7 separate regions of the Homo sapiens genome follow, and regions 1, 2, 4, 5, 6 and 7 are each linked to region 3. A link is a loop called in an ENCODE intact Hi-C map of the cell type or tissue named here. Cell type or tissue: MCF 10A. All regions are shown on one strand. Each heading gives the region's core, and the rest is flanking DNA. Links, peaks and the distances in the headings are about the cores only.

Region 1 (4,336 bases), core at 221-4,220, 190 kb before region 3:
GAAATTGTGGGATGGGATTGAGAAGAATCAAGTACTCTGCTAAGAGTGAGGCAGTGGGAGTGCTCCCATGCCCCACACTGCCACCCCTTAGGTAATTTATCCCTTTCAGGGCTTCTTCCAGTTCTGCCTAGGCTAGATGAACCTGCTTTTTTTTTTGTCTCAATCAAAGGGTTTTGAAAAATAAGCACTGCTGTTAATAAGGCAAAGCCTGAAGCTGTCAAAGGAAAACAAGAACAATTTTATACAAAGACACAAAGAACTGTCCTCTTAAGAGTTTTGATAAAAGAATGATTTATGTATGCAGTATCTGCTTCTATGACTGACACAAAGTACAAGGTTCAATCTTTCTGTACCTCAACTTTCTCATCTATACAAGCCAAAAAAAAAAAACCATTTAGAATATCTCCAGAGATGTTTTGAAATTTTAGTAATAAATGTTTTGAATTGCACAGAGATCTTTGAAGGAGGATCTCTGAAGTGTTGAAAAGTGCCCTGTCTTATAGTATGTTATAGTTCTAGAGGAAAGTCCTTTAATTACTGGTATATATGTTAGGAAATAAGGATAAATTCATGCGGTTTCAAGTGATTTTTAAAAATAAAAGCTGCTATAATTACAAAAAAAAATCATCTTTATCTTGCAGAAACATTTTTTTAAAAGTGGTAGAGGCAGGTTCTTCCATAGTATATGGCATCCACAGATAACACACTAATAAAGATGGCTACTTTTCCCAATTTCTCTTTGACTTCATCAAAAAGGAATTAAACATGAAAAAATACTAAAAGAACCATTCTCATTCAATCATAGATTGAATGAAGATAGAAAAGCACAGCTCTTAGGTTCAACTACTGAGTTAAGCTATAAAAGTCTGTTCAGTGTAAGCTCACATTGAGTTTTGAGCCTTAATTTCCTTGACTATTTTTTAAAAAGATAATTTTACAATTATACCTTGTTAGCAAAAGATTGGGCCAATTAGGAAATAAGTCTTTCAATAGACTTCCTGGTGTGCAGAATTAACAAAGTTATCCCTGACTAAATTCCACAAATCATTTTCATAAATAAATACATAAATTAGGGAGCAGAGAGAGAGACAGATACAGAGAAAGACAGAAAAGTTTTTATCCAAAATGCTTAAAACCCAAGAAAAGAGAATTTTTTTTTAAGTTTCTTTTCTCCTTGAAGAGAAAAGATTTAATGAGTTACTAATCCCCTCAGTAAAGTTCTTTGGTAATTGCCCTATTTTAAGCCACACTCATTTTGCTAGGAGCCTTTGCTGTTAAAAGATGTTGTTTTATTATGTGAAACTACACACAAAAGCAATGTAACAAAACGGTAAAATGTACTTCTGATTTTGTTATGCTACCAACCTATACTTACCCAGAAATTTTAACTGCCAAATGTCTTTTATTTAATGCAGACTTCATCTTTCACCACCCACCCATTACCACATGAAGTAACAACATCATTAGGAGTGGAAAACTCTGGGAATAACAACCTGAGCCCTGGAAAAAAAAAATACTAAATGGGAATCTGCCTGCAGCTCTGCAGATTTTCAAGCTTGTCCTGGCTTCTTGGGTCTGTAAGCTAGACTTTTGTGCCCAGACTATGGCTGGATGAGCAAGGCAAGCTCAAATCACACCCTGAGGGCTAGGAACAGAACACACAGTCTACAATCCTCTAAAGAGTTTTGAGAGCTTGCTACAGAGAATCCTTTCTCATTGGCCCTTGGTGATGTCATGCCCATGTCTCCAGGGCCCAGGAAATGCACCATGACTAATGGAGCGCCTCATCTGTGAATACACATTCCTTCTCAGAGGAGCAGCAACAGGCAGTGTCAGGGCAACGAAGAAGGCCCAGTTAGGGAATGCCAGTCAGTCATGCAAAAAGGGCTTCAGTAGTTTTGAAATAGACTGCTCTTGTTCACCTTCTCAGAAAACCCTCAGCAATTGCATGAACACCTGTGGACTGTAGTTCTTTAAAATGTGCATACCTTTTTGCCCCAATGAATAAAATTGAACAAGTATTCAAAGGCATATATTTAGGGATGTTCATCATAATATTGTTTATAATGGCAAAAGACAGTAAACAAATGTTCAACATAAGATTTCGATTCATTTATGGTGCATTCCATGTGGATTCCATGCAACTATTAAAGATAATGATGGTATTAATAGAATTGGAAAGAGGTTAACAGTGTATTAGCTTTTGTAGTCATTAAAGAACACTTTGATTTTAAAATTCTCAAGAACTATAAAATAATAAATTTGGGTTGTTTTATGTAACTTAAATCTGTAGTAATTTCTTACCATAGCAATAGGAAACTGAAACTAATGTAGCAGCCTTCCCCAAAGTTACACACAGCTTGTACTAGTAATGTCAAAACTCAAATCCTTAGGTCCAGTTTTCCTTCTATCAGGAGTGCAGTGGCGTGGTCTCGGCTCACTGCAACCTCCGCCTCCCGGGTTCATGTGATTCTCCTGCCTCAGCCTCCCGACTAGCTGGGATTATAAGCGTGTGCCATCACGCCAGGCCAATTTTTGTATTTTTAGTAGAGGCAGAGTTTTACCATGTTGGCTAGGCTGCTCTCGAACTCCTGACCTTAAGTGATCTACCCTCCTCGGCCTCCCAAAGTGCTGGGATTACAGGCATGAGCCAACATGCCTAGCTTATCAAAAACTTCTATACCTCCATCTGTTATTTCCATACTGTTTTCTCAAATATAGGAAAATCCCAGTTCAATGCTTTTATTGTGTTATATGGAAAAATACCTGATTAACTACAATATGGGACCATTGTATAGTGGTTAAGAGCATAGCCTCTGGACTGGTTTTGAACCCTGGTTCTGCCACTTATTAACTGTATGACCTTGGGCATGTTATCTAGTCTCCCTCTGTCTCAGTTTCATCATCTGTAAAATGAGGTTAATAATATCTATCTTAATAGGTTTATTGTCAGGATTTAATTAGTTAACATTTGCAAAGAACACAAAACACACCAGCATGGAATAAGCAGTATGTGTTTGTTACAATAAGCTTTTAAAAGTATGGCTGGTCTACTTCTTTTTTTTTTTTTTTTTTTTTTTTTTGAGATGGAGTCTCATTTGTCACCACACTACAGTGCAGTGGTGTGATCTCAGCTCACTGCAACCTCTGCCTCCCGGGTTCAAGCGATTCTCCTGCCTCAGCCTCCCAAGTAGCTGGGACTCCAGGCATGTGCCACCATGCTCAGCTAATTTTTGTATTTTTAGTAGAGATGGGGTTTCACCATGTTGGACAGGATGGTCTCGATCTCTTGACCTCGTGATCCACCCGCCCGCCTTGGCCTCCCAAAGTGCTGGGATTACAGGTGTGAGCCACTGTGCCCGGCCTGATCCACCTTTAATTTGTCATATGTGACCCTGCTCACAGCAAAACAAAATATTAAAGATGACTGGATAGCAAATAATTTAACTAAAAATTAAATTTTCAATTCAGACGTTTGATTCTTAACTAATTTTGATTTTTAATTACACAGTCTAGATCCTGTTTTGGAAGATTTTCCTATGTTTGGGCAAGTCACATTTTAAGCCAGACTACAAATAGATCAGCTAGTTTACAGATAGGAAAAGTGTCTCATTTATACCTTAAAACTAATATAGAGTCACTTTTTTTATAAATAATATAAGGACCAAGATTTTTAAAAATATGAACTATGCAGAGGGCATCTGATTAGCTAGCTTGTTCAAATGGCTGAGTCTCTTTTTATAGAATATGGTGAACGGTGGACTTTGGAATCTCATATTTAGAATCTTCAGCCATCCCTGAGGTAACTTAAGGCTCTACTGAAAATTTCTCTACTTGGCAAGAAATTAACTAAGTATGAGGATTTCTCTCCTCATCTCATATTCTCCTGTGCATGCTTGTAAGTATTACTTGCTTGGCTTGGATTTAATCTTAATGGAATGTAACCACTCCCAAAGCACTGAAAGCATTCACTAAGATTTGGACATGTTGCGTTTTGGATGAATGAGGAAGATTCTGTGACAGAAGATGGGAAGTAAGGATATTCAATCAAATCAGTGAAATACTGACAGGCAATACAAGCTTACCATAATAAGAAATGAGAACCAAATTGTAAGCTCCATGAGGGCAGAACCTATGTCTATGTGTATACTATTCCCCATTATAACCCTGAACCCAGCACAATCTTGACAAAGCTGGTAGGTGTGCAGTATTTCTGGAATGAACAAATGGGCTGCCAAAAGGAAAAGCTAAAGGCTAAATTTATATAAACAAAGCAACATGGGACGTTGCTGCACTGTCTAATATGGTTGGGATTGTGTAGAAAGAAAAATATTAG
Region 2 (4,336 bases), core at 121-4,120, 290 kb before region 3:
CCTATAGTATTCAGTACAATAACATGCTCTACAGGTTTGCTGCCCAGGAATAACAGGCTGTACCATCCAGCCAAGGTGTATAGCAGGCTATACCATCTAGGTTTTTGTAAGTGCACTCGATGATGTTTGCATAATGTTGAAATCACCTAATAACTCATTTCTCAGAACACATTCCTATCATTAAGTGATGCATAATTGTAATTCAGATACTTCTCAGCTTTCTTTCTTGACCCATACTATTGTCGTCCATTGGACTTCTCCACCTGAATGTCTCTTCTCATTAGTGCCTTAATTTAAACTCAACATGTTACAAAATGACCTCATCATTCCCCAAGGCTGCTTTTCCTCTGAATTTCTTGTTGAAGGCAGCATGACCCATCCAGACATCTGAGTTCCTAACTGGAGGTCCCACTCAAACACCCACCCCTGTATCCAACCAGTCACAGTAGTCTGCTCATTTGACTTCTGATATGCATCTCAAATCTGTCCCTTCACCTCTCCTCTTACTGCTACCACTTCCAGACTATACAGCAGCTTTCCCACTGGTTCCTTTGTTACCCCTTTTTTCCACCCTACACTATCATCAGAATTCTCTTCCTGAAAAAAGAAATCAAATGAAGTTACTCTCTTTCTTTAAAACCTCCATAAGCCCTTCTATTACTTACAGGATAATGCCTTAGTATGCTGTAAGACCCATCACAATCTTACCTCAACTTAACCTATTTCGGCTCATTTTCTACTACAATTCATAAAAAATGTATTTTTTCACCCTGAATATACTATGCTCTTTCACACCTCTTTGCATTTCCACATGCTGTTCCCTGTATTGATGGGGCTCCTCCCACCCTTGTCAAACTGGAAAATGTTGATATATTCTTGAAGCTTCAACTCAAATATTTTCTCTTCTCCTTTGCAGAAATATTTGCTGCTGCTTCTGTGTTTCCTCAAGTATTTTACTTATGCCAATCACTAAGCACAAAACACAACATAAAACTTCAGGTCTGGGGTGATGCCTTAGTTACAACTGCATCTCCAATGACTAGCATACTCAGGTACTTAATGAATGTTCATGAATTGAATGAATAAAGCAGAAGACTAAATTATTATAAAAGCAAGAGAATGGACCTTATAGTATGACCTAAATATACAAACAGAAATCTAAAAATGAACATTTCTTCTAAAATAAGCTTCATGATAAAGTGTATTAGCCAGACAAAATAATGTAATCAGCATATATGCCCTTGGCTCAGACAACCAGAACTGACATTTCAGTCCTGTGAATGTGGCCTCTTAGGGAAAATATTAGTACCATGCTTAACTAATAATAAGCACTATCTGTGTGTTTACTGTTGCTGTTCTTGTTAGGGGGTTATAATCTGGCCTGTACTCCATCTAAATAGATATAAAAATAAGTGGTCACAATGAAATTCTACTGTCTAAACAACCAGCTTACAATATCTAACATTACATTAAGAAATGAACATACCCAAGTCTCCTAATGCACACAAAAATATTCTGCTTCAAACACATGAATGAGCCAATGGCCTGTGGATATAGCCCACATCCCAGCATCTGAAGACGGTATGCTTAAAAGCTTTTGGCAATATCTTCTAGATTTTTCTATAGACCAACATCAAGCCAATTTATCTGACCTCCTTGATCTACATAGCCCTTCCAGTACCTACAGCTATTTTTCTAGAGGCCTGAATGAGTCAGAACAAGAAAATGATTAATCAACTTGGAGAGATTTGAAAGCTGGAAGGGAGCCATCCTGTGAGTAAAAGCTCAGAGCTGTGGGACTGCAGCAGTTGGAAAGTTAGGGGATTTCCATGGTTGAAAACATTTGGCTGGCTTGCTATGGTCCTCTGACCTTGCAATAAGACAGACCAGACCAAGCTGGTGATTTACCTCTGACAATATCCTATGTCTGCTGACTCTGGCTGTTCACTCTGACTTGACAAAGTCAAAGTTATTCCCCCTGAGCCTTATGACTTTGGAACTGGCTCAGAAAATTTTCCTGTTTTTTCCTCCCAATGGATATCATTCTCAGACCTTGGCTTCACTTTTATGTACAGCGAGGCTTAAATTAAAAGTGTATGCAATGCACCTAGCACAGTGCTTGGCAAAAAGTTAGGTGGGTCTGCTCCTTTTTTAGGCCAGGTTGGTTTCCCAGCACCTGGGGGATATAGCACCATCTTGCTTTTCTTTTCTTTTTTTTTCTTTTTGCCAGTTGTTAACCTGCCAGTACCATTTAAAATCACTTTTCCTGCTTAAGGTTTGTATCACTTGCCACTGCTCCTTATTTCATCTATTCAAATTCTTCCAATTCCCTTTACTGGGGACTTGATTTCTGAAGTTGCTTATTTTGAAGATACTACTCTAGTATTATCTAACTTTTATATTCCAAAAGTACTACAGACACTGTTGTTGTCTTTTGTTTGCTGTTTAACATGTAATATTTTACTGATGTCAGGAAGGCTTCTCATATTTCCCAACTATTTATCTCTACGAGTGATGACTCTACTTCCATTTTCTTGCCCTTTTACTTTGTGTACACTGCCCTCTTTCTTCTTTCTTTCACTTGAGCATATGAATCACTTGGATTTTATTACTATTTATTATCATCTCTTTCTTTCCTGAGTCTGCTTTCTGTTCCATCACTGCATTTATATTACATTCCTGTGTCTACTATCAATAATAAGTTCAGCAAGATATTCTCATGCCTGATGATTGTTTATTGGTCTCCTGTCCCTGTTTCTCTCATTAACATCATTTATTTTCCCTGTATAATTTTTTCATTACCTTAGTAAAGAAATAGGGTTAGGCAAAGCTTTCTGCTTCTCTTCTCTACTAGAAAAGATCCAAGTCCTTCTCCATTCATTAAACATGGTCACATGTCTCATATATACATACAAATATATACATGTAAACCTTCACTGTGAGAATTCTTATCCATTGATTTGTAGATCACAAGGAACTTGTTGAGCAATGACAGCTGCTGCTTTTCAATGCACTGGCATGGTTGGGAGGGGGCTGGGGATTTTGCCTTTTGGCACACAAGTCAATAAACACATTGGAGATTAACAGCAAAGAGATAAGAAGCTTGGGTGTGGGGAGGACTAGAATGATGGTTTAGGGGAAAAGGAAAAAGGAGGGAATTTCAGGAAAAGGAATCGAAATTATAGATCAAATGACCAGATAACAAAAAGAAGGGGAGAGATTCAATAAGGTTGGAGGAAAGATTTAGAGAGAAAACAAGATTGGAGGAAGGAAAGTGGAGTGGTTAAGGATAAGAAAGAAATTAGGAACAGAGGCAAAGAGAGAAGAAAAAGGTGGCAACCAGCTGGTCATCCACTTGAGAAAGAAAGCATGAAGGAAAATATTTAAGAATAAGTAAATACAGTTGAGAAAACATTCCAAATCAATGTGTCATCCTCCTTTTAAAATCCCCTTTGTTATTAAAATATACCATCCACAATATGGCTTCTTGCTACAAATCCCTCAGCGGATAGAAGTAGAAATATCCCTCTAGCTATTTGTTTTGAGGTCAGTTACCCTAGTCAAAGCCCTCAAAGACTCAAATCCTGTCAGTCTACACAACTCAAAAGTGAGAAAGTAACTGGGATGTTCTTCTGACAGTTTAACTCCAATGACTGGCCCTAATGTTGACCTTCCATGTGTGATAATGATGATAGTAATTTTTCTCACATCAAAGAATTTTTTAAATTTATTCTACTCCAAGCAACTACAATGACCAAAGATGCCTCTTGCTAGTTACTGATTTACATTTTAAAAATACTTGGGAAACAAAAGAACACTAAAATCACAGCCAAGAACTCCTAAGCCGGATAAGGGTCTTTTTGGCAACTCCTAAGAAGCAGAAATCTCTGCATAGCAATCCGTTTCTTTAGCTGTAAGGCTGAATCTATTCCCTCACTGTAGATCCCATAGAACAGATTTTGTAGTAGACATCTGTTGCCTTTGAATGTCCTTTTTTTGGTAGGAACACCAAAAGTGCTTGGCTTTGGGTAACCACCCCTGACCTTTATTATGGGCAGTGCTGGTAGGACTGTCATCTAAGGTACAGGGCCTTCCCTGGCTAAGAGGTAGGCTTATAATCAAAGCCAGTCAGATTCTCTGCTGGGAATCTGAATGACTAGTCAAACAATAAAGATGTTTAACAGAAAATGTCTGGAGTGAACTCATTCCAGTGGTGGTGCCTTGACGTGACCATTAGTTTCTGTTTCCTCTACTCCCACAGATGTCCTACTCTGAAAATCTGTTCTACTTTTCCTTCAATTCTATGACACACTCTCTATACCTTCAAAAATTACTC
Region 3 (4,336 bases), core at 115-4,114:
AGTTACAACCACTTTTAACCTTTTAAGGGTTATGAAACTCACTGAGAAATTTGTGCAGACTATGGACTTTCTTCCCAGAATAATTCTAAGTACATACACATAAAATTTTATATAATTTTAGACATTCCATACACTTACTGAAACCCAATCATGGACCTCAATTTAAAACTCTTGGTCTGGGCTGGGCATGGTAGCTCATGCCTGTAATCCCAGCACTTTGGGAGGCTGAGGCGGGTGGATCAACTGAGGTCAGGAGTTCGAAACCAGCCTGGCCAACATGACGAAACCCCATCTCTACTAAAAATACAAAAATTAGCTGGGCGTGGTGGCGTGTGCCTGTAATCCCAGCTACTCGGGAGGCTGAGGCACGAGAATCGCTTGAACCCGGGAGGAGAGATTGCGCCACTGCACTCCAGTCTGGGCGACAAAGCAACACTTCGTCACAAAAAACAAACAAACAAAAAACAACTCTTGGTCTGTTTTCTCACCAATCACATACCCATAAATATCATGAGAACTTGGTATTGTGTGAAAATAATAAAGTGAAGCTTTCTGAAGAAAAATCAATTCAAAGATTTTTGACAATTAATGTCCCAAGATGAAAGGGGTACTTGGCAATTTGGGGTATCACTAAGCTGGCTGTACTCTAAAAGATCTCACCAAATGGCACTAGAGAAGCCAATTAGAAGTTAACATGGTCTTAGGCTGTACACAAACCACATTAATCTCTCAGACTTCCACTGCTAACTAACACCTTCTTGCTTTAGATATTTTAATACCATTTAATCAGTGGAAAATTTTGACATTATAGTATAGCCAGATTTTCCTTACTCTTCCTGATTCTTATCTAGAAGACAGTTTAGTTACTCATTGTAGCCAAAGGAGGTCTTGCCTTTCCCTTGGCTACAGGGAGTACAACTAAAACAAATATTTTAATACAGTAATATATTCAAGGTAGGTATGATTCTTACTTTCTTTTTGGTGAAAGGGCTCTCTGGCTTATCCAACAATCACAATGATTCAAATTCATCTTCATGACCCACTCTCAATCCAGCAGATTTCAAAAAATGTCTGTGGGGTATCTAATAACTGTAAGGTCCATAAGGGCAGGGTCCAGGTCAGCTTTGGACACTATAGTATTTCCAGTGGTTAGCTTGCCTGGCACACAGTAAGTGCTCAAAAAATACAACTTTAATATGCTGGCGAAACTCTTGCAGCAACTACTAGTTCAACCACTAGGTATGTGAGCTTGGCAAGTTACTAAGTATCTCTGATATAGTTTATTTACCTAGAAAAGTGAATAATAAAATTCATACAATTAGTACTAAGATTAAATAAGATCAAGTACATAAACACACTACGGTAGTATCAAAAACACTATGTTACTCTTTAATGTAAACCTGTATTTTTAAGGCCTATTAAAATATAGCTGAATTTTAAAATATGACATTATAGTCATATTGATATGGTTCAAATTAACTTTACAACCACGTTTTTATGAAACAACAAAGGGCCAAAAAAGCTAGGAGCAAAAATATTAAAATACAGAGACAAAGACAGCTAAAACAAACAAACAAAACCCTCATAAATAAGGCAATGTTTTGAAAGAAAATAACTTCCTTATATATTTGTGGCTTAAAACAACTAATACTTTCCAAGTGACAAAGCTGGCACAAACATAGCAACAGGGAGATTTAGTTTTCCTAAAATTATTCTCCAGCTCTGTCAAAAAAAAAAAAAAAAAAAAATCTTTACTTCTTAGAGGCACGTACTCTAAGATGAAATTGTCTTGGTGGTACAAAAGAGCCCATTAAAATGTGCTTTAGTTTTCTTCCCACTCCATGCCCCCACTCCCCCTGGCTGTACTGTTTTCTTTAAAAACTAAGTCCTACAGCGCCATCTACTGTGTCTGTTCAGATCACATCATTTTTGCTGGTTTTATCCCAGAGTGCTGAAGAAATGAGAAATGTAGCAAATTCAGAATCCGTCACTTTATACAATATACTTAGATGTAAATACCTACACTATCTATATCTATACCTATATCTATATCTATATCTCCACCCACATGCTAGTATCTGAGCAACAATTTTACCCGCTTTCTTTCCACTTTCTTCTTAAGTAGGCCCTAACTCATTATAACCCACGTGTCACAATAGGAACCAAAATGTTTACCTCTATACATTAGAGGGGAGAAGTACAGTCATAATAATAACAAACTTTTATTGAGGGCTTACCATATGTCAAATAGTGTTCTGAGTACTTAATCAATATGCCACCATGCAAATAAAAGCAAGCATCTTGAGGAAAAGAGCTATGATTCACTGTTCTTTTAAAATAAATGAATGTCAACTCCAGAGCCAACCGTTAAAAATAACTTAATTAAATAAATGGATGGATGGATGGAGGGATGGGTGGAATAATAGATAGATGGATGGATATAGATGGCCAGCCCACAGCTCCTGTGATAGTGCCTATCGTATTTTTTATCCCACAGGGTCTTTTTCTTTACAAAAATGTAGGCTTTAGTCAGAAAAATTCAACACATTAGGGAAATCTCCAGTTAATTCAAAACCTCCTTCTTCCTCCCTAAGTGTATATTTAGGGAGCATAAAGAAAACATTTTAAAAAGGTCACTTATAAACATGGTTTGTCTCCAATATAATAAAATGTGTATTAGTACAAGCCCTGTAACTTACATATCTAAATAAGTGATGTTTGTGAAATCTATCAACCAAGAACTTAATCTAACACTATTAGTACACAAACATTTTTGCAATTTCTCATTGGTAATGTCCTTTAGAATCACTTTTGAAAGCAATAAAAGAAAATAAGTTTTACTACTTTATATTTCATTTAATATATTTAATATATTTAAATCTATTACTTAGTTTGACCACCCATCTTATTTATCACACTTGGCTTTAAGTGACAGTTGACTGTTTCAAAATTCAAAACAGCCTGCAAAATAAAGACCTGCCACCACAGAAAACTGACAAAAGAACGTACCAAGAAAGGAGCATGCATAAAATGGGTATATAATCTTCTATGACCATTTCGAGAGAAACAACACCTATTTAGATATACTACTGCTGACATTTAAAAAGAAATTCAGACATCATATTTTTAAGTCACTGAACTTTATAATTGCAACTATTCCCATAATAGTTTTCATTTGCTATATGTATAAATGTTCTTTGTCTTAAGTCTTCCTTTCATGAAACTATAGACTCCGTAATCTTCCTTTTGGAAGATTTGGCAGGCTTTGTAACTTCAACGTATTGACGTTACTCCTGCTACTTCACGTAAACCTTCACTTTAAGTTCAGTGTGTCTGCCACCATATTTCTCAATTCTTCTACTATTCCAAATACTCTGAAGAAGCTTCCCAGAAATCCTTGTTTGGATCAGCAAAAACAATTTGGTGTCATCAGCAGATTTCACCATTTCCTTCTGGAGTCATTAAAACACTAAACAAGCATGATCTTGGTATCAATCCTTAGGGTTCCTATCATTAACCTCTCTCTAGCTGAAGTCAAGCTATTCTCTGCTACATTGTGATTTCCATAATAGGACTAGGATATGTTTATTTGTTAGAAGTTTAAACATTGATGGATTTTTTTAATGAAAGTTGCAAAATGCATTACGAAAGTAAAGAGGAAAAAATCTCAAAAGGAAAGTTCAGAGAAATCAGCAAAGAGAAGCAGCTCCTAGTTAGTTGTCTCATCCAAGCACACTGCCTCATATTTAACTGATTCTTAAACCTCTACAGGATTTTAACCTTTCCCCTCCAATTACTTATTTCTGTTATAATTATATGAGAGACTTTATTAAACACACTTGAAAATTCTCTATGAATTATAACCAGCAGGTCCAACTACTTTATTAGCTTTTCCTCTCTTTACTACATTTAAAGAGAGAAAAGCAAACAGTCCTTACCCAGAAAGTAAAAAAGCAAACAGTTTTCTACCCAAACTGGTCTGTACTCTGAACAAGAGAAATCACTCTTTCTTTTATTCAAGTGCAAATCTGTTTGAAGCTTTCATTCTGCTTTCCCAGCCTGCTCTCTGCAGCTGCATAAAAGATGAGACATGGGAATGAAAGAAAACTAGGCTGGGGCCAAAAAGCAATACTGTCCATATGCAAACTCACTCAAAGAGCAGGAGTTTCTGTACATCCTTTCCCACTTTTTCCACTTTAGCAGACCCCTAGCCAAAAGGAGGAGGTACTGTGCTATATCTCTATGTCCAATCCTGTTTAAAACAACTTCTCATGTGAAATCAGGGGAAGGATAAGGTTACTAAACCCCCAGTCCTGACACAGAGCCCGAGGCATTC
Region 4 (4,336 bases), core at 63-4,062, 750 kb before region 3:
CACTGTCTTCCACAATGGTTGAACTAATTTACACTCCCACCAACAGTGTAAAAGCGTTCCTTTTTCTTCACAACCTTGCCAGAATCTGTTGTTTTTGACTTTTTAATAATTGCTGTTCTGATGGGCATGAGATGGTATCTCACTGTGGTTTTGATTTGCATTTCTCTAATGACCAGTGATGTTGAGCTTTTTTTCATATGCTTGTTGGCCACATGCATGTCTTCTCTTGAGAAGTGTCTGTTCATGTCCTTTGCCCACTATTTAACGGGGTTAATGAAAACGAACTTCTGATACAGGTAGCATGGACGAATCTCAAGTGCATTAGGCTAAATGAAAGAAGGCAGATTCCGTGCTATGCCCCTTATGATTCCATTTATATGGCCTTTTGGAAAAGGCAAAACTAATGGGTCAAAATACCTGATGAGCAGTTTTCAATGGCTAGGGCTGGGGGAAGGGGTTGACTATAATGAAGCCCTGCAGAATTTTAGGGGGTGATGGAACTGTTCTGTATCTTGATTGTGGTGATGGTTACACAACTGCATGCATTTGCTAAAACTCAAAGAACTGTATTTTAAAATGGATGAATTTCATTGTATGTACACTTAATTTCAACAAACCTGACCACCACCACCAACACCGCCACCACCACCAACAGAGGGTAGCTAGGTTATAGGGCATAAGACAGAGTTGGGGAGACCCACCTTGGGCCTGGTCCCTAACTGGCATTCTGCCTCATCAGACCCTGTCTTCCCATCCCTGAGGGCTCAGCCAACTGCTACAGAAACCTTGCTCCCTGCAGTTTCCAAAAGCCAGAAAGGGAACCATTAATAAGCCCCTCCTGTGAAGTGTTAAGGTCCTCGTTTTTATTAAATGCAAGTGCTCCTGGGAGGGCTAATAGCTTAAGTTGAGGGAGGCTCTTGCAGAGGAAGGATGGGAACAGAGACAGTTTTCTAGGAGGTTGGAGAAGAGCGGGATGGAGTGGAGGATAAGCCTTCAGTGTGGTTGGTGGCACTGGGCTGCTCCCATGCATCATGGGCGTGTTGGGGGCAGGGGGTTAGGAACTACATGGAAGACAGGCACGCACCCCATGCTTGCTTTTGGGTTAGTTTGCAAAGTCTTCCCTCCCCACCTGGCAACCACAGCCCCTGCCTGGGCTTCCTTCCCCAGTACCTTCCTCAATCACCTTCGAATTATCCAATGCCAAGTACAAATAGCCAGGTTTGGGGACTTATTTTTTTATGGTAACTAAACACAAAGGCCTCAGGATCTTCATTTGGTATATTTCTGCTTCCTTGGGTCTTCTGGGGTTCAGATGACCTTAGGGCTTCTGTCTTAAGGGAAGTTTCCTGGTCAGTGAGAGGAGCAGAGGGCTGGAGTAGGTATCAGGGCTCCAGGCTTCTGTGGTCTTGCCATGCCAATGAGGAGGTTGGAGGATTGGCTAAAGCAGCTGCTGGGGGCCTGTAGCTAATGATTGGACTTTTTTCTATACCATTTTCTTCAAATTTTCCATGCACCTTCCCACCGCAGGACCTTTGAACATGCCATTCCCTCTCTCTGGGGCTCCTCCCCTTCAGAAGTTATGTTGGACTACCACTCACTGCACCCGACTGTGCCTGTGTGCTGAGGATACCAGAATCAGGAAGACAAGGGTCTCATGTGAAAGAAGACTCCGGCCTAGGGAGAATGGTAGTGAGAGTGGTACTAACTAAAATAATAATAACAGTGGCAACAACACTGGCAGGGCCGTTGAGGGAGCACTCACGAGGTGCCAGGCATTTATGTGCACTATGACATTGAAAACTCACAACAGTCTTACAGATGGACAGTGTTATTATCCCCATTTTATCAAAGAGGAAACAGGCTGAGAGAGGATAAGTCACTTGCTGAGCTGGTACATGGCAGGGTTGGAACTTTGAGTCCAAGCCTCTGGGACTCCAGAGTCATGTGTTTGGCCACAGTGTTTTCCCACTACACCCAGAAAAGTCCCCCTCTACCCCATAGGAAGGAAAGTCACATCCAACTTCAACTTGGCAGGTCCTCAGTTGGATCATTTAGAAGGAATGAAAAACAAGAGTAACATTGGCTATTGCATAGGATGCAGGCTACCAGCCTAAGACTGTGGGCCAAGGAGGGCTGGGCAGAGGTGCTGCACATACCTGGCCACCTGGCCCCAACTCTTCCTCTAAGACTCTTTCCACTCATTGTACTCATAGAGGACTTTTTTCCAAGGTGTGAAATCCAGAACAGACTGTTCAGGGTGACCAGAGGCTTGTGGGAAGACGCCTCGGGGCATGAGCCTTCCTGACTCAGCGCTCTTCCACTCCAGTTTTTGGACAGAGGTAAGGTATGTACTTGATGTTGAGCCCACAGCAGACCAATAAGTCATCCTCAGCCTCCCAGAGTCTGGTGGGGCTCTGTTGTCTAGTAAGCTGAAGACAATACTTCATGAATAACGTGGGTGTGATGTTGAGTAACAGTGATGGTTGATGGGCTCGGGGGCTGACTCATTTCTGAAGGCCTTGAATCAGACCAATGTTATTTCCTTTGGTTTTCAGTGGACCTAACCCAGATTGCCCTGAACACCTGCCCCTGTTGCTGAATCAGAGATGTGGGCTCTGGCCGGCGGAGGACCAAGACTTTACTGTGGGGCTCGAGCCCAGTTAAAGAAACACTATCCAGGAGATTCTATCATGGGACTTGAGGCTGGTGGACAAAGCGGGAAGAGGAAGGCCCGGTCCAAGTGAGGGGCATGGGTTTTGAGTCCACAGAAAAGAGGGGGAATATGCTTTGGTTGAAACCAAAAAAGCTCAGAGGGAAGATACAAAATAGGACCCCTGAGCAAGTTTAGATTTCTGTTTTCCCTCCCTCTCCTAGCACTCCTCTCATAAGCTGGGTAGAGGAGAAGCAAAGCCAGGAAATGAGTCCCTGGATAAGGCAGGCTTCGGGCAGGCCAGTGCCCAGTGCCTGCACTGCAATCTTAAAAGTGACCTGGAGCAAGATCTGACCAGGTGGAGCTCCCACCCTTAGCTGGTGAGCCCAGCGCCTCCTGTGTGGGGCGGTCTGGGCTGCCCAGCTATGGGCTTCACAGACATCCCCAGAAATGCATCTGGGGAGACCCAGCTCCCAGGGGAGCTCCTTGAAGGCAGGGTGGCGTCTTCTCTCCCTGCTTCCTGTGGCACATCCTGAGCTTTGGGTGCTCAACAGAGGGTGTGGAGGAAGACGCTGTGAGGATGACTCTGGAGCAGTTACCAGGACAGAAGACTCCAGGGAAGACAAGTAGGGGGCCAAGACCTAGGAGGAGCCTTTCACAAACCGCAGGTCCAAGTGGGAGGTGCCAGGCCCCAAGCAGTCAACACTTCTGTTATTGTTAGGGGTAACCCTGGCTTTAAGCCAAACCACGATATGTAACAATTATCCAGATTATCCAAATTGTATGAAAACACCACATAAAATTATTACTCAAATTTTAGCTGTTCCCAGACAGCTTCTGGGAACACATCTATTGCACGGAGTCAATTGTATTGTGTGAAATGTGTGGATGGCAGGTTATTGAACTCCTAGGTCCCAAGTAGCCTCATAAACATGAAGACTCAGGGGACCATTGGCTCCCCTGCTCTGCTCTTTCTTTTGTCTTCCATTTCCTTCTGTGGCTTTCAAAGTCCCATGCCTAGGAAAATCTGCTCTGCGGACAGCCTGGAAGAAATGGGAGTCCTGCTACAGACGGTTTGCCAAGGCTTGGCCAGGGAAGTTTACTGCATTGCAGCAGCTTAAAAATGCAACTGGATGGGCATCTCTGCTTTGGAGCATCAGCAGTGGCATCACAAAATGTGGGCACTGAGAGAGACTCTGAAACTCTAGTCCAACTCTCCCCTGGGAGCTCCTTCTCTAAAATTCCAAAGGCTGCATTGTGGCTGGTGTGGGGCCCTGGGAGCATTGCTGGCACTCTTGCCACCCCTGCTCCCTCCCATCCCCTTGTCTGCAAATATTGCCAGGCCCTGTGTAGTTGTCCCAAAGTTCCCCTGTGTCCCTTGCCTCCCTCCAGGGAGAGAGAAGCTTGCAGGTTCTACTGAACCTCCCAGCTAATCTAAGCGGATAGATAGAATGACAAATGATTTCTTCAGCAAGGGCTCCTGCGGAAGAGTCAATGAGCTCCGTGCTTCCCCAGGTGGAAAGGGTAAACAGAGACAGAATCTGAGCACATGCAGCAAAGAAGCTCGTGATGAGGTTCAGCAGGCGGACGAGTGCTAGAACACAGTCTTTGACTTGCTCTTGTTCCCGGGCCCTGACTGGCTCCCTCTGTCATTCCCCACCTTCTTCAGTACAGTTCTCTCTTTAA
Region 5 (4,336 bases), core at 93-4,092, 210 kb before region 3:
AACAGAGTAAGATTTCTAAGTTGTAAGAAGCAGAGACATATTTGGTGTTCACAAATAGCATCAAAGACCTGACTGCACTTGAGTGGCAACCTATTAAGAACTCTGAATTGAAAGCTAGGGAACTCAGGTTCAAGTTCCAGCTCTGCCATACTAAGGTATGTAACACTGAGCAAATTACCTGGCCTTTCTAATTTTAGGTTCTGGCATAAATAAATGGAAAGATCTATACCAGATGATTATTAAGATCTTTCTTAGCTCTAAAGTTATATGATTCCTTTGTAAAATGGATTTCTTTTGATGTCTAAAAACAAATCACAGTGAGTATGTTACATTTCCCAGCATTTGCGTCATCTGGGAGCTCATGAAATAGCAAGCTTTAACCATGAAGTCTGTCAGTGAAAATAACCCAGGTTGAGGGTGATTTTTTTTTTTAATAATAGGAGTGTTCTCACATGTTTCAAATGCCGTTTGATTGTAAGTTCCTACAATGGGGAAGTCGGCAGTTTTCTGTTGTGGGTATAGGGTAGCAGGTTGATCTGTGTCTCTAAAAATTGAAATAATTCACATGGCTACCCAATGACAAGCCCATTGAAGCATAAAGTAATTGGGTTAATAAGTGACTGCTTATAATTCCCAAAAATAGGAAAATGAAAATCTAAAATTGACAACAAAGCACATGACAAACATCTGGAACGGGAGTAAGAAAAAAGTGTAATATATTAACGCTAAAGAAATGGCATAATATGTTAAAAGTAGTAAATGGTTAGAAAGCATTGGAAATAGAATGTAAAAACTGAGTATGAAAAACTAAAATGTCTGTGTTCAGGGTCCAAGCATATACTTTGTCTTTTTTTTTTTTTTTTGAGATGGAGTTTTGCTCTGTCACCCAGGCTGGAGCACAGTGGTGCGATCTCAGCTCACTGCAACCTCCACCTCCCAGGTTCAAGTGATTCTTCTGCCTCAGCCTCCCGAGTAGCTGGGATTACAGGCACACGCCATCGTGGCTGGCTAATTTTTGTATTTTTAGTAGAGACAGGGTTTCACCATGTTGGTCAGGCTTGTCTCGAACTCCTGACCTCATGATCCGCCCACCGCAGCCTCCCAAAGTGCTGGGATTACAGGCGTGAGCCACCGTGACCAGCCTCAATAGCATTTTTAAAAGAACCTTGCAAATGAAAATGAGCTATTTTTTTAATCAATTTTTTAAATTTTAACTTTTTAATACAAAATTTCAAAGACAAGGTAGACATGATAGTATTCATGATAACCCCCCTAAACAGACACACCCATTACCAGCTTTAATAATTGTCAACTCATGGCTGATGTTATTACATCTACACCCCCATCAATTTCCCCTATTCTCATAAAGGGCTACTCATTTTAAGCCCCAAAACAAACCTTTTGGGAGCATTAGTTTCCCTGTTTATACAATGAAGGCAATTATATTAACCTTCTCACCTACAATAAAAGTTGCAAAAAAAAAATAACCAAATCTTTGAGGCTCTTCTAACACTTACTTTGGTGTCTGCTTGTAAGAAATAAAAAGATAGAAAACAGAATCAACTTTTGTTTAAATAAGTCTTTCTTCTAGGCAGTTCAAAGTGCTTTGGGAGAATTTATCTTTCATTCTCCCAGCACCTCTATGTGGCCAATGAAAGTATTATTATTCACCTTCAGCAGATATAGAAATTAAAGGAAAAGGAAATTATTCAGGCCGGATCAAATGAAGAATCGACAGGAGAGGCAAAAATAAATCCAGGTTTTCTGACTTCCCGTGTTCTTTCATTACGATATGCCACTTTTACTCCTATTATAATACATGTGGTTGAAACAACTGTTTTCCCTAAATGAAATGGACTTATCCTCTATCAAAAATTTTATACATTTAAAAGTGCTATATAGAGCAGTGTTATACAACATTTAGGTGTTAAAGTATATTAACTGACTGACGTTAAAGTTCACTTTGTAGATTCACATAAGGCCACTCTTTAGTTGGTTCAGCTTACCTAAAGAAGACAGCAAAAAGTAAAGGAAGGAAATTAAACACATCTGTGGTTCACTAGAATTGAACAATTACAGTTCGGCATTTCATAGGTTTGAAATCTAAACCATTTACTTGGCAGATGCAAAAATTACTTCAGTGTTACACTGAAGAATTATACCATTTGGGTCCAGTCCATAGTGCCACAGGCATGGATGATGCAACTTCCAACTAAGTTACAGAGTATTTTTACAGCACTTACCAACTCATTATAACTTCATATATTTAAGACATTTTCCTTCCGATTCATACAATGGTTCCTGTTCATTGAGTTTAGTCAAGGCAGGTTGGGATGGTGGCTTGGGATGGGAGAAGAAAAAAAAAGGCTGTGTGAAGGGTGTGGTGAGAATAGTCTGCCACAAGCTAGGTCTCCCTGAATGTGGCCTATTATTCATTTTATGGGATAAATCAGGGCAAAAGCTCTTTCTCTTTCCATAGTCTCAATAATAGCCAGCTGTGGCTTGAGCAATGTCTTCTAGGATTATCACAGCAGAGATCACAGCTTCCTAAACACTCAGATGAATAGTTTAAAAATTTATATTAGAAGGGGATTCTTCTCCAATGATTTCTGACTTTGAAAATAATACTAATGGCCACGAGCTACCCAATGCCTGACTCCTATGGTTTTCTGACAAACTACATATAAATAAACAAACAAACCAAATAAATAAAAACAAATAGGTTTAAGTCATATTTCTTAAAAAAATAATAGTTTGTTATTGCCATTATTATTGTTTTTATTCAGGATGTAGAGCTCATCTGGATTGCTGCTTCTGAAATAAGACAGAAAACAGAATTACAATATAATAGAAAGGACAGTGAACTGGTAGTTAAGCAACCTAGGTTCTTCTATCTGCACTAACCAGCTCTGCTGGACAAGGCTGATATACTGCAGGACAGAAGTTTTCTGTCAAAAGAAATCCATGTTCCAAATGACTTCTCAGACTATTTTAGTTCTGAAATTCTTACACTACCTAATTCCATACCTTTTATTTTATTACTTCTATATAGTATCCCCATCTTTCACAATGCCATCCCTTTCATATAACATGCTTAAGTATGTTAATCAAATCTCTGTTGATTAGCTTATAGAAAACCTGTTTAAATCCAAAGCAAAGAAAAAGAAGCCCTTGTATTAAGTGAACTTTTAATAGCACTCTTTTATGGGTGTAAGTTAATATGAATAATAATATTTTCTAGTTCTCCAAATCCCCAAAGTAAGTCCCTTTTGCTTATTTTGTTTTTGAGATAGGCTCTTGCTCTGTCAACTAGGCTGGAGTGCAGTGGTGTAATCATGGTTCACTGCTGACTCAACCACCCAGGCTCAAGCAGTCTTCCCACCTCAGTCTCCCAGGTAGCTTGGACCACAGGTGCATGCCACCACACCTGGCTAATTTTTGTATTTTTTGTAGAGACAGCGTTTCACCATGTTGCCCAGGCTGGTCTCGAACTCCTGAGCTCAAGCATCTGCCTACTTCAGCCTCCCAAAATGCTAGGATTATAGGCATGAGGCACCATGCCTGGCTGTGAGTCCTTTTTAAATGGATGATATCCTCTTTAAATCAAAGAGATGCTATGGAACCAGGTGACCCATAATACCAAACAAAGGTTTACACTTTTATGTAAAAAAGTTCAAAATTCTGCCAAAAGAAAAAAAATTTACCAAGGTTTCCATTTTCAAACTTTCAAGAATAGCATTGGGTGTATTATCATTAATAAAAGGATAATAAAATCATAATTCATTATAGTTCAAACATTTTATCTTTTCCTAAATATTTCATGAATAAATATCACAGTGTACATGACCCCATTAGAATGAAGTTAAATACGAATAAACATAGAAATTTTTTAAAAACTGAGCCTTCTGGGCATACTGCATGCACAGCTTAATTCCAAACTAAGACCCAAGAATAGCAAGATATGCTACTGTCAGTTTCATAAAGGCAGAGAGAGAGAGAGAGAGAGAGAGAGAGAGAGAGAGAGAGAAATTTTCTAAGGTGCTTTCTTGACTTAAAAAGGGATTCCCCTAAAAGCTGGTAAGTAGATAAAGGAGAAACCAACCTTCCACACAAAAAGGCATAAAAAACTAGGAATAACAATGTTATAGCAAAATATTTTGGAATTTTAAAACTTGAAATACAAAGCCTTTCCCTGTGGAGATGAACTTCCATTCTGCAAGGACTCTGTCAACATTATCAACCTCAAACACTTGGCGCATGCACACACAAAAAAAGTGATGACATAGCAAATTGTCTGGAAACAAACAAATAAACAAAACTAGTATTCTCTCTCCCT
Region 6 (4,336 bases), core at 138-4,137, 600 kb before region 3:
AAAGAAATACCTATCAGACTTCTTTTTCCCTTCATCTGGATCTTTCTATAAAAATGTGTCCAGGGCGGCCGGGCGCGGTGGCTCACGCCTGTAATCCCAGCACTTTGGGAGGCCGAGACGGGCGGATCACGAGGTCAGGAGATCGAGACCATCCTGGCTAACACGGTGAAACCCCGTCTCTACTAAAAATACAAAAATTAGCCGGGCATGGTGGCGCGCGCCTGTAGTCCCAGCTACACGGGAGGCTGAGGCAGGAGAATGGCGTGAACCCGGGAGGCGGAGCTTGCAGTGAGTCGAGATCGCGCCACTGCACTCCAGCCTGGGCGACAGAGCGAAACTCCGTCTCAAAAAAAAAAAAAAAAAAAAAAAATGTGTCCAGGGCATGGATGAAGCACTAGATAAGAGCTAACATTCTTGTGGTTAGCTGCACCAATGATTTGGTGCAAGCCACTCCTCACTGGTCAAATGAAGTTTGGGGCTCAAAGAAATGTGAGTTGTGCCCTCCTTTTCTCCCCCCATCCCTCCCCCTGGAACATTCTGTGACTATAGACTGTGGCTCAAAAACGGGGATGTTCCAAGTCTGACTCAGTCACCAGCCTTGGAGTTAGGGTTGTCCTGAGGAGATAAGACAGACAGCTGGGAGACTATCTGGTGGCTTTTGAAGAACCTGACCTACTCCTGGGGCTCAAAACCCTCAGCTCCCACTCTGACTCCCAGGGCCTGAAATGCCAGCCTCACAGTCACTCCCTGGGGATCTGAATACACCCCTACCCACTCAGGGGTCCTGTAATCAAATGCAAATTAGGTCTTTATTCAACAAAGGGGTGGGAGGAGGGATTTGCTGACAACCCTGTGAGTGCCTGGCAGAAGGCCCTGGGGACTGATGGCCCCCCATGGAGGGAGGTCAGGAAAGAAAGGAGAACAGAAAAGGGAGAGAGCTCAGAAGGGGTCAGAGGCCTCGGGCAGCCCCCACTTCATCCCCAGTGTGCCCTGGGTGGGGGGATAATCCTGGGTCATCAGCCTTGGGCATTGTCTTAGCAGTGTCAGGACGCCCACCCTGCGCATCACTGACTACACTTCCGGCCTCCTTGCATGTGATGCTCTGTGCTAACCAGCAATTCTTCAGGCCCAGAACGCACAGACATCCACTCTGTCCCTCTCATTTCTCCCAAGACCCCAAGAAGTCAGGACTCAACACTAAGAGTAGGGCCTGATGGGGCACAGCTTGGAGAAGAGGCGTGCACAGAGGGTGGAGAGCCATCTCGGAACCAGCTCCTGCGGAGTAAATCAAACTGCCGTCCTCCCCCACAACCCGCTCTGCAATCCTTTCCAATCAGGGAGTCTAAAATTACCATATTTACAGCATCTGCAGCCAAGCCAAGCACTAAACAAGATGAATAGCAGTGACGCACGAGCCTGAGTGGGAGCCGGGGTAGAAGCATGCAGCAGGCTGGGCTGGGCAGGGCTGGGCTGGGCTGGGATGGGCCCTGGGGGCAAGTGAGCCACAGCGGGAGAGTGAGGACAGTCCCAGGCAGGGGTCCTGATGGATGAACTCACCCAGCACTAAGGGGAGGTAGAGGAAGGGGTGGTGGGTGAGGAAGCCTCGGTATCTCAGCCTTCTTAGAAAAAGAGAGGAGGCAATTAACAGAGAGAGAACATGAGAATATCCTGCTGACTTTAGGTTTCTCTCCTTCCTCCTCTGCCTCCCTCCCCTTAAACTCTCCAGGAGGAACCCACTGAGGCCTCCAAGACAGGATGCCTTCCATGGAGTTTCCTTGTGTATATGTGGGGTGGGGGATTTCCAGAAGGGTTTTGCTCTGGATTCTTCCAGTGGGGATACCCATGCCTTGTGAGTTTCCTTCCCAAGCAGCCTTTTCCAAGGACACTCTGTCAACCTACACAGACCAGTGACTTCATTCCTAAAAAAGGCCTGCAGGTCTGGGTGCTTTCGTTCTGGAGGAGAGTGAGGCCAGGAATGACAGGGAGTGTGTTCTGCTTCAGGGTGTCCCAACACTTTTTGTCCAAGCCTGGCTGTTCTCTCCCCGGAAGGAAAAACGCCCAGGAAAAGAGGCTTGGTGACTCATGACCTGCTCACTTGTACTTGGAGTTTCAGAGCTAGGAGGGAGCTACAGACAACAGAGAGAGGGAAAGAGACAGGGCCAAGGAACCCGGGCTTGTGGACTCTAAGGCCAGTGCTGTGTCTCCTGCCCCGGAGGTTCACCTTAGATTCCGTGATGCTCCCGGGTGCTGAGGAGTGAGCGGGGCTCCTGGACCCCAACACTCCTTCCTTCAGCCAGAGCATCTCCATTTTGAGCTGTTTTGTGGACTGGCCTTCTCTTTATGTTTTCATTTCATTTCCCCAAAATGTTCAGTGACTTGAGTAAAGTCCCTGGCCTGTACGTGCCGACAGGAAGTGAAAGGTAACAGTGGATGGCCGGAAGGAAGGCAGAATGAGGTGTCTTTAGAAACAGATGGAATGTAGCAGGAGATGCTGAGAAAGGAGGTTAATCCCGACACAAGGTCATGATCAGCACTCACGTGTGAATCAGCCCCCAGAAGAAGATGTCTCCTCTGAGAGATTTAGAGCCAGAAGCCACCTGCACTAATCGTGCCGGAACCTGAACTCAGATCCCGAAGTGTGGGCTGTTTGTTAGGCACCGGTCTAGTCCATGACAGCCATTTGTAATAGGAGGTGAGGAGAGGCTGGATTTGCTGGTGCTTGAGTTGGAGTTGCACAAAAAAAATGTTTCCAAGCTGAGAACATCATGAAATAGGCAGACCATTCAGCACATGACTAATTCTGGCCTCACCCTCAGGGTGTGCTAGAAGGAGAAAGTCCTGATAAACTGCACAGAGGTGTTTCTGCTCTTCTCACTTGCCCAGAATTGCCAAGAGTTTGCCATTAACATTAACATGGTAAGAACTGAGTGGAGTTGGTCGCCCAAGATAACAGCTCCCATTCCCACTGACCTCTGCCCTGTCCTAGGTAGGGCCCATGCTATCCCATAGTAGCCAGAAGTCCTCTTCTCTTCTCCTCCCGCCTCTCAGAGCACACCTGTCTCCTCCCCCCAGCTCCTCTTTCCCACCCTCCAGTGGTATTCCTCCAGTTTTGGGGCTTCTATTTTTTCTTTCAACTCTGTCTGCTCTCCTTGAGTGACTTTACTCTTTGTTGGCTTCGTTTATCACCAAAAGCCTGTGACCTCAGCTCCAGCCATCTTCCAGAATTGCCCACGTATATTTCCAACTGTCTACTGGACATCTCTAGTGGAACATTCTATGGTTGTCTCAAATCATACATGTCCAAGACTGATCTCACTATCTATGCTCCCTTACTTCCCATAACAAGCCCCTCTTCACCTGAAGGTTCCTACCCTGTCTCCTCTCTCTCAGTCAACGATATCACCAGCTACTCAGACATCCACATGGAAACCTCTGGACCCTCCCTCTCCCTCACCAAGGTCTGATGATGTTAACTCTGATGAGTCCTCTAAATCTCTCCCCTTCCCTTCTATGCCACCATAGCCCCGGATTAGGCTCTCAGCACCTCTCTGCTGCTACCAGTCCTTCCTCCAGGATCTCCCAACCTTGGATGTCCCTCCATGGTATCAACTGGAGACAACTGTCTAAACACAGATCTGATTATTCAGTAAGTAAAATATTTGCTGGTGACCCACTGTGTGCCAGACTTTGTGCCCAGAACTGGGAATACAGTGGTGGATACAGTAGGGTCCCTGTCCTCGTGGAACTCACATCCCAGTTAGGGAAATCAAACAAGAAGCAAGCTAAAAAACAGATACATGAATAAAATACTTCTAAGTTGCAGGGTAGGAAATAATGGGGTGGGGCAGGTATCTGTGCCACCCCTTGTAGAAAGACCTTCAGAGGCTCCTCATTACCTACAGAACAAAGTTCAGACCCAAATTGGCAAGCAAAAGTCTTACTAATGCGGCCCAATCTATTTTTCAACTCCCTCTCCCACCACTCCCTTCTTCTGCCCAACCCCCTACTCTATATTCCATGTCCTATTCATCTGTGAATCCCAAGCCCTTCACTCTTGGCAGATAACAAGCAGATAATAAATATTTAGGGAAATCAATGTGTGGACAAGCGAATGATGGATAGGTGTCTATAGGCATGCCCTGTCCCCGTTCTTACCTCTACTCTGGTGGAACTTCTTTACAATGGCCCCTTCCTTTGGGTCTCCAAAATGTTTCTCACACTGTTTCTGCCCCAGGTACTCATAATAATGTCTTTCCTGCTAGACAGTTAAGGCATTAAAGACAAGGGCAATATTGTTCCATTCTGAAAAAAAATGCCTGGCACACAGCAGGTGCCT
Region 7 (4,336 bases), core at 135-4,134, 520 kb before region 3:
ACAAACCTCTAGTGTGGTGCTATATACGTAAGAGAAGCTTCATTATGAAATACAAGAATGAATGAGTGAATAAATGCACAAATTGATGACCCACAGAAGCTCTACTGATTCATATCCATTTTTAGGACTTATCTGGTTCCCTCTTCCCAGAGTTAGGGGACTCAGAAAATGCCATAGAAAACAGCAGGCTTCCCAGTCAATCACTGCCAAGATTCTTGGCTTGGCCAGGCCCAAAGTCAAGTCTTTGGTTTCAGCTTGCTATAGCATCACATGTTTTTCCTGGCCTGATCCCACTTCCAAGAGGCTCAGAAAGTGGAAAAGGAGCCACAGAACAGAAAGTGCTGGGCATAGTCACCCCAGGCCTTCTCCAGGATGGCGACACCTTCTAGGGATAGTGTCTGGGTCCTCCTTTTTAAAGTATAGGTGTGGCCCTCATCTGAGGCAACCCAGCCCAGTCCTTCTCCATGGGTGGCTAGGAAGGCCAGTGTGGAGCAGGCAGCACAGAGATGTCAGGAACCTTGGGCACAGGCTACCCTGGAGGCTGCTTTTGTTTGTTTGTTTTTTTGAGATGGAGTCTTGCTCTTGTTGCTCAGGTTGGAGTGCAGTGGTGTGATCTTGGCTCACTGCAACCTCCGCCTCACAGGTTCAGGTGATTCTCCTGCCTCAGCCTCCCGAGTAGCTGGGATTACAGGCACCTGCCACCACACCCAGCTAATTTTTTGTATTTTTAGTAGAGACCAGATTTCACCATGTTGGCCAGGCTGGTCTCGAACTCCTGACCTCAGGTGATCCACCTGCTTCAGCCTCCCAAAGTGCTGGGATTATAGGTGTGAGCCACTGTGCCCGGCCTGGAGGCTGCTTTTATAGACTTCTGGTCCTGGCAGTTTACATGAGTTCCTGCAATACAGCCCCAACCTTAGGAAAAAGTGAGTTTTGCCTATGTGGCCCAGGAAAGCAGACATGAATAGGCGGCCATGAGGCTGAGGGTAAGCTGGCACTGATTCTTCTACTTTCTCTTCTCTAATTCCTGTGCCAGGAAGGCTTCCTGTACACCAGTCATGAATTCTTCCTCTCTTCTATTTCCTTCCCCTTCCCACCCCAACCCCAAATCTCACATTGGTTGGGAGGTGAAAGGAAGAGTGAAATGACCTGGCAGAGGAAAAGTATAAGCAGAAGAGTTTCTTCCTGTAAGGACAGGTGGTAGGACTGGCTTTCTTTCTATCCCTGCTATCTGCTATAAGATGTGGGGCCCAGAGACAATGTAATACGTTCAGCAAAGAGAAGTTCAGCAAGAAGCAATTGAAGTAGATAGCTCCCCAATATGACTTTGCATCCATACACAATTTCCTGTCCTGCTAGTTTTTTAATCCTGTCTCAGTCTCCCTCATGATCAGCAAGATTACGTGGTCGTTGATAAATTCAGTGGGGATTTCCTTGTTGAATGTGTCTGATGCTTTTCATCTGCATGCAAGGGTCCTGTCGAGAAATTAGGGAGGAAGCCCACTGACTGAAATGTCCTTCTACAGGGACCCTATTATCTCACTTCAACTGGAGTCCTAGGCTAATAAAACCCATTGGTAAGTTAAACAAACCTTTCCTCTAGCTATGCCAAGTGTCTGCGACAGAAATCCTTCATGCCAGGGTTTTCCTCCTTGTCCAAGACTTAGAAAAAAGTTGTTTTCTCAGCTGCTTTGAAGCTCAGGAAGAGAGCCAGGGAGGCAAACAAACCAGTTAGTCTTGCATCAGATAATTCAACAGGCTTTTGATAACCCCAAAGTCTTCTGTCCCTTCCCAGGTTGAGCTGAACTCTCCAAGCCAAAGGACAGAAGGGCCGGAAATGCTCCAGACAGGAAGATCTGTGACTGGAATGAGGCCATAGGATCAGGGGAGCTTGAAGTGTACCCAGTGATCCTCACAGGAATTCCCCATTGTGTTGCGAGAGCTGGAGGGAAAGGTGGCAGAGGTCCAACTCCCAGTCTGTAGTTGGATCTTAGACTGATTAGAATCTGCTTCATCACTTGGAAAATCACTCTGCATGGAACACTGAAGCCTCAACACCAGCAGCTTTGCAGGATTATGCGGGCAGAGCAGAGAATGAGTTTAGCGGCATCTAAACTGCCTTCTCATAATAGAAGAGCAAGATCTGTAGAAGTAATACAGTGCTGGAAAATGGCAGGATGGAAAAATGAACTGTATTTGAGCAGGCATGAATTTATTAATTTGTCTACATGTGGCCTACTTCCCAAGTTTTTCTACAGAAATTAGGGGACATAAAGTAAGCTGATCTGAATCCCTAAAAAATATAATATAAATAATAATATACAATATAATAATATGATATATAAATAATATAATTGTAGTCTCTGGGAAGAGTCTCTTAGGAATTTTGACCCTGAGGTTATAAGATCCTATTTCCTCATAGAATATCATTATGCTCTTGTATAACACCTCTCTGGTGATTGTTTTCAAAATGTTTACCTATAATATAACACATCAAGTTCCCAAAGTATAAGAAAGTATTGCCTAGAAAAGAGCTAGGGCTCCTTAAAGAAAATATTAATTTTTTCTGATCAGTAGGATGTTAACTTAGTAAATTATGGAATAGTAAATAGTTCAGGGTCAGAATGACATTTTGAGTTTACGGTTTTTTCCTCAACATTTTATTATGAACCTTTTCAAACATAAAACAAAAGTGAAAGAATTTTATAGTGAATACCCATAAACATATCAACTGGTTCTGCCATTAACATTTTATTACTTGAACCCAGGAATTTGAGGTTGTAATGAGCTATGATTAGCTCTCCAGCCTGGGTGACAGACCAAGGCCCTGTCTCAAAAAACGGAAACAAAAAGACCAAAATAATTTTATTACACTTGTTTTTTAGCACATATCTATTTATCTATCAACCCATCTTATTTTTTGTTCTGGTTGTTATTACATTTCAAAGTAAATTGCAAACATCAGTACACTTTTCTCTAACTACTTTAGCATGCATATAGTTAACTACAAGCTTAATATTTATTAACACAATTTAAAAACCATGTTGGTTTTTTTTTTTTTTTCAGTGAACTTTACATGTGGTTTGAAAGTGTTAATAATTCCTAGGGCTGGGCGCAGTGGCTCACGCCTGTAATCCCAGCACTTTGGGAGGCTGAGGTGGGCGTATCACGAGGTCAGGAGATTGAGACCATCCTGGGTAACATAGTGAAACCCTGTCTCTACTAAAAAAAAAAAAAAAAAAAAATACAAAAATTAGCTGGGCGTGGTGGCACGTGCCTGTAATCCCAGCTACTCGGGAGGCTGAGGCAGGAGAATCGCTTGAACCCAGGAGGTGGAGGTTGCAGTGAGCTGAGATTGTGTCACTGCACTCCAGCCTGGCAACAAAGCTAGACTCCGTCTCAAAAAAAAAGAAAGTATTAGTAATTCTTCCTGAATTATACCACAATCAGAGAAAACTTATCAACTACAAATATATGGTAGTATGCAAATTTATACAGTCAAAAATATGGGCCACCAATTCTTTCTACATTAATATCAGCTTTATTTAGGTATAATATACATGCAATAATTTTTTAACATAAGCATTTAAACTGTATATTTCCCTATAACTACTGCTTTAACTACACCACATAAGCTTTGATATGTTGTATTTTTGTTTTCATTTTCACTCATTTCTAATTTCTCTTGTGATTTATTCTTTGAACTATTGCTTATTTAGGGGTGTGTCTGTGTGTGTTTTTAAATTTGCACAGAACTGAGAATTTCCAAATTTTCCTTTTGTTACTGATTATCGATTTCATCCCAGGGCTGGGCGTGTTGGCTCACATCTATAATACCAGCACTTTGGGAGGCCGAGGTGAGCAGATCACTTGAGGCCAGGAGTTCAAGACCACCCTGACCAACATGGCAAAACCCTGTCTCTACTAAACATACAAAAATTAGTTGGGTGTGGTGGTGCATGCCTGTAATCCCAGCTACTCAGGTGGCTGAGGCACAAGAATTGCTTGAACCTGGGAGGCAGAGGTTGCAGTGAGCCAAGATCGTGCTACTGCACTCCAGCCTGGGTGACAGAGTGAGACTCTGTCTCAAAAAAAGCAAAAAAAAAAAAAAAAAAAAAAAAAAAAAAAAAAAAAAAAAAAAAAAAAAAATCATTCCATTGTGATTGGAGAAGTTTGTATGATTTCAATCTTTTAAATTTATTGAGGCTCAACTTGTAGTCTAATTTATACTTGAGAAGAACATGTATCTGCTGTTGTTTAGAGTGTTCTATAGATGCCTTTGAGGTCTAGTTGGCATAGAGTATTGTTTGAGTCTTCTATTTCTTTGCTGAACTTC

The links. Peaks named below come from ENCODE experiments on the same cell type or tissue, not always from the same donor. Only the 100,000 strongest peaks of a DNase experiment are listed, where the experiment ranks them.
Region 1: it touches region 3 in a loop (7-fold over the local background); 23 of 110 quality-filtered maps call a loop at or near these places.
Region 2: a loop joins it to region 3, with 5 times the contacts of the local background. A loop is called at or near these places in 87 of 110 quality-filtered maps.
Region 4: it touches region 3 in a loop (7-fold over the local background); 9 of 110 quality-filtered maps call a loop at or near these places.
Region 5: it touches region 3 in a loop (15-fold over the local background); 21 of 110 quality-filtered maps call a loop at or near these places.
Region 6: it touches region 3 in a loop (10-fold over the local background); 10 of 110 quality-filtered maps call a loop at or near these places.
Region 7: it touches region 3 in a loop (4-fold over the local background); 7 of 110 quality-filtered maps call a loop at or near these places.

Annotation. Positions count from the first base shown.
Region 1 is chr14:68,135,323-68,139,658 of GRCh38, reverse strand. All of the region lies in intron 7 of RAD51B (RAD51 paralog B), which reads right to left. The region is part of intron 2 of LOC105370546 (a long non-coding RNA gene); the gene reads left to right. Among named protein-coding and RNA genes, the nearest start is that of RAD51B, 320 kb to the right of the region's middle. RefSeq lists an enhancer at 1,025-2,009. In MCF 10A, for the core only: no CTCF peak of the experiment used is centred there; a DNase peak (open chromatin) is centred at 1,748.
Region 2 is chr14:68,230,251-68,234,586 of GRCh38, reverse strand. All of the region lies in intron 7 of RAD51B (RAD51 paralog B), which reads right to left. Among named protein-coding and RNA genes, the nearest start is that of RAD51B, 410 kb to the right of the region's middle. RefSeq lists enhancers at 1,605-1,974, 1,241-2,440. In MCF 10A, for the core only: no CTCF peak of the experiment used is centred there; a DNase peak (open chromatin) is centred at 1,776.
Region 3 is chr14:67,941,614-67,945,949 of GRCh38, reverse strand. The region is part of intron 7 of RAD51B (RAD51 paralog B); the gene reads right to left. Among named protein-coding and RNA genes, the nearest start is that of RAD51B, 120 kb to the right of the region's middle. In MCF 10A, for the core only: a CTCF peak has its summit at 1,912 (motif pointing left); a DNase peak (open chromatin) is centred at 1,869.
Region 4 is chr14:68,693,637-68,697,972 of GRCh38, reverse strand. No RefSeq gene overlaps it. Among named protein-coding and RNA genes, the nearest start is that of RAD51B-AS1, 10 kb to the right of the region's middle. In MCF 10A, for the core only: no CTCF peak of the experiment used is centred there; DNase peaks (open chromatin) are centred at 2,412 and 3,332.
Region 5 is chr14:68,156,147-68,160,482 of GRCh38, reverse strand. All of the region lies in intron 7 of RAD51B (RAD51 paralog B), which reads right to left. The region is part of intron 2 of LOC105370546 (a long non-coding RNA gene); the gene reads left to right. Among named protein-coding and RNA genes, the nearest start is that of RAD51B, 340 kb to the right of the region's middle. In MCF 10A, for the core only: no CTCF peak of the experiment used is centred there; a DNase peak (open chromatin) is centred at 2,202.
Region 6 is chr14:68,545,444-68,549,779 of GRCh38, reverse strand. It overlaps a transcript of RAD51B not described here. Among named protein-coding and RNA genes, the nearest start is that of RAD51B-AS1, 140 kb to the left of the region's middle. RefSeq lists an enhancer at 1,712-2,303. In MCF 10A, for the core only: no CTCF peak of the experiment used is centred there; DNase peaks (open chromatin) are centred at 519, 1,369, 2,039 and 2,779.
Region 7 is chr14:68,456,683-68,461,018 of GRCh38, reverse strand. The region is part of intron 9 of RAD51B (RAD51 paralog B); the gene reads right to left. Among named protein-coding and RNA genes, the nearest start is that of RAD51B-AS1, 230 kb to the left of the region's middle. In MCF 10A, for the core only: no CTCF peak of the experiment used is centred there; a DNase peak (open chromatin) is centred at 1,888.